Linked DNA regions of Homo sapiens: region 2 is linked to region 1. A link is a contact called in ENCODE Hi-C or POLR2A ChIA-PET data. All regions are on one chromosome and are shown on one strand. The core of a region is the stretch at or near the end of the contact, and the rest is flanking DNA. Distances in the headings are between cores, read along the strand shown.

The links. Hi-C counts contacts between places; a loop is a spot of excess contacts on that map. ChIA-PET counts read pairs that join two places held with the same protein, here RNA polymerase II (POLR2A). Pooled maps may share reads with other maps.
Region 2: a loop to region 1 is called in a pooled map, with 2.8 times the contacts of the local background. The contact joins two enhancer-like sites. A Hi-C loop is called at or near these places in 1 of 168 maps with a recorded cell type or tissue (GM12878), 26 of 37 single-sample maps with no recorded cell type and 10 of 50 pooled maps. POLR2A ChIA-PET finds 5 or more read pairs at or near these places in 8 of 52 experiments (GM10248, GM12878, MCF 10A and 5 more).

What each region holds. Positions count from the first base shown.
Region 1 is chr2:216,015,803-216,019,254 of GRCh38, reverse strand. It overlaps a transcript of MREG not described here. Among named protein-coding and RNA genes, the nearest start is that of MREG, 4.0 kb to the right of the region's middle. RefSeq lists an enhancer at 3,178-3,257. Within about 2 kb of position 1,659, at least 3 of the 41 ENCODE cell types and tissues checked have a DNase peak (open chromatin) inside an H3K27ac peak, as active enhancers do.
Region 2 is chr2:216,118,543-216,121,621 of GRCh38, reverse strand. XRCC5 (X-ray repair cross complementing 5) reads right to left here. Exons shown (of 21, transcript NM_021141.4): 5 at 2,457-2,579. Among named protein-coding and RNA genes, the nearest start is that of XRCC5, 11 kb to the right of the region's middle. Within about 2 kb of position 1,466, at least 3 of the 41 ENCODE cell types and tissues checked have a DNase peak (open chromatin) inside an H3K27ac peak, as active enhancers do.

The DNA.
Region 1 (3,452 bases), core at 410-2,909:
CTATATGGGGTTAGTTCTGAAAGCAACAGACTCTAACACTGGTTAACTTAAGCCAAAAAAGAAAAAAAAATTAGTATTGATTGACAAGTTATGGAGTAACCCATAGAATGATGGGAGTACTAAAGAGCTAGAATAATAGATCTTGTTTCGGAAATGCAAGAGCAGGAAAGCTCTAAGCATCTAAAGCCTAGAGCAATTGTGGTTGGGTCTGCTCTTCAAGATGCTACCCTTAAAATAATTCATGCCTCAACTCCAGCTGTTTTCCAACTTTGAGTCTTTGCCGTTAAGAAGCAAATTATAGAAAGAGTGTTTGATTGGCTCATCTTGGTCACATGTCAATTTCTTGGTCACATGTCCATTTCCTGTTGAGGGTTAGGGGTGAGGGATGGAAGGTACCTTCATTGTTATAGCCAGCCTATTGAATTGGGGGCATGTTCTTCAAAGGAAAACAAAACACTGTTACCAAAAGGCAGAGTGAGGGATACTACACAGGTAGAAACAACAGACTCTATAAGGACCCTTGGCGGATTTTACTTTGGTAACATTAGTCATGCCACTCCCTAATGTGACTTCTCTGGAGAGGTGAGGCATGTTGCTTCTCTATCTTGGATCACTTGGGGTGAGTGATGATGCTTGGCTCAGAGTACTGGTTTGTTTCAGAAACCCTATTTTTTCTTTAAGGAAGACGCTACTTGTTCGTTTTTCTCTGCTGGATGTGGGCAGCTCATAAATAGACTCCTCAGAATTAAACATAACCTTCCATGCCAACACTAAATAGCTCTTTTTCTGTTTTCTTGTGTTTATTCAGCACATTTGTTAAGTGCCCACTATGTGCGTGCATTGTTCTAGATGTTGTCGTATGGCAAGGTCTGCACTGTTCTAGGCGTTGGGGATATTGCAAAGAACAAAACAAAATCCCTGCCTCCATGAATGGACCCTACATTCTAGTTCACCATTGTATTCCCAGTTCCTGACTTAATAAATTTTTGTAGAACAAATAACTGAATGATACCAGCTCATGCTATGTTGTCTAAGCACAACTTTTTGGTGGAATGTGTTCATGATGTGGCATTGGAGCTTAATTTTTTTTTTGAGGTGGAGTCTCGTTCTGTCGCCCAGACTGGAGTGCAGTGGTGCGATCTCAGCTCACTGCAACCTCTGCCTCCTGGGTTCAAGTGATTCTCCTGCCTCAGCCTCCCGAGTAGCTGGGATTACAGGCATGCACCACCACTCATGGCTAATTTTTTTTTTTTTTTTTGTATTTTTAGTAGAGATGGGGTTTCACCATGTTGGCCAGGCTGGTCTCAAACTCCTGACCTCAGGTTATTCGCCCACCTTGGCCTCTCAAAGTGCTAGGATTACAGGCATGAGCCACCGTGCCTGGGCGGAGCTTCAGTGTTTTGAATTTCTAATTTTTCCTCCCTGCCTGTGCTTTTTCCTCTAACTCCCAGAAGTCGTAAAAAAATTCTTAAAGAGAGGGGCCTCCAAATTCTACTAGTTGTTTTCAAACCAGACTGTAGAGTTTCCCCTGCTATGGGGAAATCTGAAAATAGGAGCCAGCAGGTCTGCCTTGGAAACAAGCAGCTGATGGGTCTGTGAGTCACTGATGGCAGGGGACTGCCTACTTCCCGGACATCAGGTGCCCAGAGGGCTCTTGGTAAAAGTCAGATGCTGCTGCATGTGGTTGGCGGTGTTGGCTTCAACTCAGGCAGTAGGAACCATCTAGCGCCACTCTAAAAAAGGGGAAACTTGCTGCTGCCCTGTGAATGATATCTGAAATAGGATTGTCAAAATGTGATCTCAGCTACCATATTTGAATGTGAAACTGGAGAGTTTGGTCACGTTTTTATTCCCATCAAAGTTGTAATTTATCAAGGAAATAGTGAAGGCATTAAAATTCCGGGAAGAGGAATGCTAAGAAAAACTGATCTAAAAATCCCTAAAAACCTAGTAAACAGAAGACTCACATCAGTTAATAAGAATGAGGTAGTATTAGTATACTAACAAGGATTGCTCTCCAAGACATATTATTAAATAGAAAAAGCTTGCAAATAGATGCTGCACGCCTTTTAGATAAACAAAACAAAACAAAACTCACTAACAATAACAGCACACACAATGATGCTACATCACAAGTACACATATGTGTTTATGTGTCCAGAAAAAGGTTTGTACCATATTGATAATAATGGTTACCCGGGGGGATGTGGAGGGTGGAGGTAGAAAGGGGATTAGGTTGTGGATAGTCAACAGAGGGAATCTGAGCTGTAATATTCCAATTTTTTAGAAGACTATTTCATTTAGAAGTTTTAGAACTTAAAATTAATTTTAAAAATGTTAGTAACTGTTACAGTTGGCAAACATTTGATGTGATCCTTAGCAAGGCAGGACATTAACCTCTTGATCAAGTTTGTTAAATAGATGTAGTTCTGTGGCTTTCTATAAATATCCTGTCTGAAACAAACCACATAAAAGATGCCTGTATATTGCAGAGGTACAAATGTCATATGCAAGCCAAGTAGTGCTGGAGCTGACATTTCCCCAAACGGGCCTATATTATTTGAATTTGTTTAATAATATTGAATTCTGATATTTCTTCAGGGCTTTATAAAGGTTTTAAGACTGTCTCATTTGAGTCTCACAACTGTGTTAAATAGGGTAAGACTTGTCACCTCTATTTCATAGATTAGAAAACTGAGGTTCAGAAAAATTAAGTGACATGTTTAAAAATCAAAGTTAGTAATGGGGCACAGCACTTATATTTTCCAGGAGCTGAATGCTCCAATTTCTCCATTCTCAGCAAATCCAACTCAAATAGTTACTAGTAGCTGTCAGTCCCTAGTTTTCATTTTCTTGCTAGCTGAGTTCACATTTTGGGACCCTCCTTTACCCACTTTCTATTTGAACCTAGGTGGATTATCTCAAAATCCAAAATCCAATTTCAGAATACAGTCATTTTTACCAGGGGATTTTCCAGCCAGTAGGAAGTGTGCTTTGTAAAACCACACTCAGCCTCCATCTTGGCACCAGGTGCAAGTGGTAAGCGACATGGTGTGGGCATGACAACACAGTCCTGTGCTGTCTGGTGACAGCTGGTTCTCTGTCACATCCTGTTAATGTTTCATGATGGGTCCATATCCTGTCTCCCCAGCTAAGCCAGAGGCTGCAGGGACCTTCTGTTATTTTTCTTTATCCCTTCGTAGCCTTTCAATGAATTATGTACTTGATAAGTCCCTTCAGCCTCACACTGTAGCTGGAACAGGACAAACCTATGTGTAGTAAGACACTTTTAAAAATAATACACCGCCCATGAGGATTGACACTTTCATAAGCTCTTGCTCCTCCTCCTCACCCTCCAAACCGGCTCCTCCCACACTCCTCTATCTCAGCCAGTGGAGATTCAGCCTCCAAGTTTATAAATCCAAAACTTGGGACTCACTTTTTTCTTTTCT
Region 2 (3,079 bases), core at 217-2,716, 100 kb before region 1:
TTAGGAGGTAATGAAGTCCTGAGGGTGGGGAACTCATAAATGGAATTAGCGACCTTAAAAAAAATGGTTGAAGGGAGAGGCTTTTTGCCATTTTTGCCTTTTATGTCCTTCCACCACGTGAGAACAGTGTTAGCCCTTTTGACATGGGATGACACAGCAATAAGGCACCATCTTGAGAGCAAAGATCTCTCAGCAGACACCAAATCTGTTAGTGCTGTGATCTTGGACTTCCCGGCCTCCAGAACTGTGAGAAATAAATTTGTTTTTAAGGTGATTTCTCATTTTATTTGCTACACTTAAAATAAGGCTGTTTACAATTTTTCTTCATATACTTAGCAAATACAGCATGATGTAATTTGCATGTCCTGCATTTATCAGGTAAAAAGTTTCCAGGGAGGAAAGTGTGAGACACAGGGTTTGCATCAGGTTACTCCTGTTTTCAAAGCAATAACCAGAAAAGGACAAATGTCGTAAAAGTGAAGAGAAAGGAAGTTATCCTGGAAAAAGAAATAATAACTGTTCTGTCTATTCTGCGTTAGATCAGAAATAAGCTTCCTCAGTAGTCAGTAGAAGAAACTAAAAACTGTGCCAGGCACAGTGGCTCACGCCTGTAATCCCAGCACTTTGGGAGGGCGAGGCAGGTGGATCACTTGAGGTCCGGAGTTCAAGACCAGCCTGGCCAACATGGTAAAACCCCATCTCTACTAAAAATACAAATATTAGCCGGGCGTGGTGGCACACACCTGAAATCCCAGCTACTAGGGAGGCTGAGATAGGAGAACTGCTTGAGCCTGGGAGGCGGAGGTTGCAGTGAGCCGAGATTGCACCACTGCACTCCAGCCTGGGCAACAGTGCGAGACTCCATCTCAAAAACAAACAACAACCAAGAAAAACTAAAAACTGCTGGGTGTGGTAACATGCATCTATAGTCTCAGCTATACAGAAGGCTCCGGTAGGAGGTTCACTTGAACCCAAGAGTTTTAGGCTGCAGTGAGCTATAACTATGCCACTACAGAAGACGTTTCTAAAAAAAAAAATTAAAAATAAATTAAAAACAGAACACAGGGCTTCTCTGAGCTGCTGGTATTTTTTTAGTCCAATTACAACAATCAGCTGTACATGGAATACACCAAACAGTAAAACTATGAACTCTACTTTGTATGCTGGAGGTTTGTAGCACAGGAAGAAAGCATATTACCAAGAAAAAAATACAACCAAATAAAAAGCAAATAGAAGCAAAGGCTATGCTTCCTCTTCTGCACTTTTCTGTATTGCTCATGGAAAAAAAGAGTAGCTCTTTCGAATGACATTCACTGAAATGCAGTCTGCTTCTAACATGTAAAGGCATCCTGAGATTATGAAAAAGGACCAGAAGCTGTGCTGGGCTTCTGAAGTACTGAGAAAAACCTCAACTCAGTAAGAAGTGTCACTTAAAAGCACTTAATTTCTCTGAAGTACCATCTTAACAAGTATTGGTTTGATGGGTTATTCTGAACTCTTTTTCCACAGTCGTACAGAAAGGAGATGTCGCTCTGTAGTCTTAAGAGAAGACTACTCACACATGCAAAACAAGTTCTTAATACCCCCAGGCAGGCATTTTATGAAGCCAAAGGCTTACCACTCTAACCTAGAGGCTTCTTGGCATAGCTCTCAATTTGAAAAACGAGTATTCCCAGAAGATTAATAATTCAACATTCTATACCATCACTCAACTTTCACCAAAAATAGGACAAGAAAAAATATGTTTCAAATGCAGCAAGAAGGGTTAGTGTAGTGAAAAGAAATTTTTGTTAGGGATATAACACAGAGAAAGTAAATCCCGGAGGGAATATTCAAGTTACTTTTTGAGGAGGAATTCTCTCCCTAATAAATTGTGAAATACATATTTTTCCCCTGAAGTTTTATACTCCATCTCTGAATTAACAGAAGCAAATTAAATTTTATATATGTGTCCACAACTTTTGGATCTGAAAAGAGTTAAACATAAACATGTTATGTATTTAGAATGATTCCCAAGTTGGCATTCCTGTCTACCCTAAAACATGCACTCTGTATAGGACACAGTTCTCTAGAGCTGTTTAAGAAAAAAAAAAATCCATCAATCTGCTAATTGTTTGGGTAAAGCCTTCTATGCAGGAAGGAGACAAATTGAATATCCTCAAAGGGTTCTTCTAATCCTCAATTCTTTGAGTCTAAGAACACTAAACAATGATCTGCCACTAAGCTCAATTCTTCTGGATCACTGACTTTCATCTTTTTGTCACGACCACTCAGAACAGTTCCTAGAACACAGAGAGTAACCAGCAAATGTTTGCTGAGTAGTCAGTCATCTGACAGATTCAGCCTTGGAGCAGAAAGCGAAAATTCCCATAAACCAAGTACTCTATACAGAGGGCCCATTCACTATATTAGGAAATCATAGGATTTGTCTACATGCATTATTCTTAGGATCTTACAAGAATTGCAGGGAGATGTCACATTTCTTCAAGCTATGAATTATAATATCCAGCTGACTTTTGCTGAATCGGCTGCTGAGGTCAGTGAATATTTCAATATGCCTCTTCTCAAACTTCTTTCCTCTAAAAGAGAGAGTTATCATATTAAGAAATCATTCTCCTGAATTATTTTTCTACAAATTCAAATACACTTGGTCACTGAGGAGAGAAGCTTAGAAATGGATCTAGAGTTAATAAATGTGATTACATTCTAGTAGTCCAATTAAGTTCTTATTAAATTCATAATCAACCCTGATACACTTTATACTTTGAACATCTTGGCCAAAATGTCTGGGTATTATGGAAATGTTATGTTTCTGGATTCCGAACTCAAATGTGATGAAAAAATATCCCTTCCCAGCCTCCACATAGGCAGAATGTAAACAAAGAATTCTCCCAGCATACTCTAACTTCAGCCTTGCTCAGGTTCACTTTCTAAATATCCTGCTCTGACTCCATGCACAGATTTTGTGTGGCAAGATTTGGCAGAGGATGTACAGAGATTGAGAAATGATTACACAGATTTAGGTCTGGGATTTTAGTGCAAATGATTTTCCTGACAGGCAAGAGGTATGTGTACATGC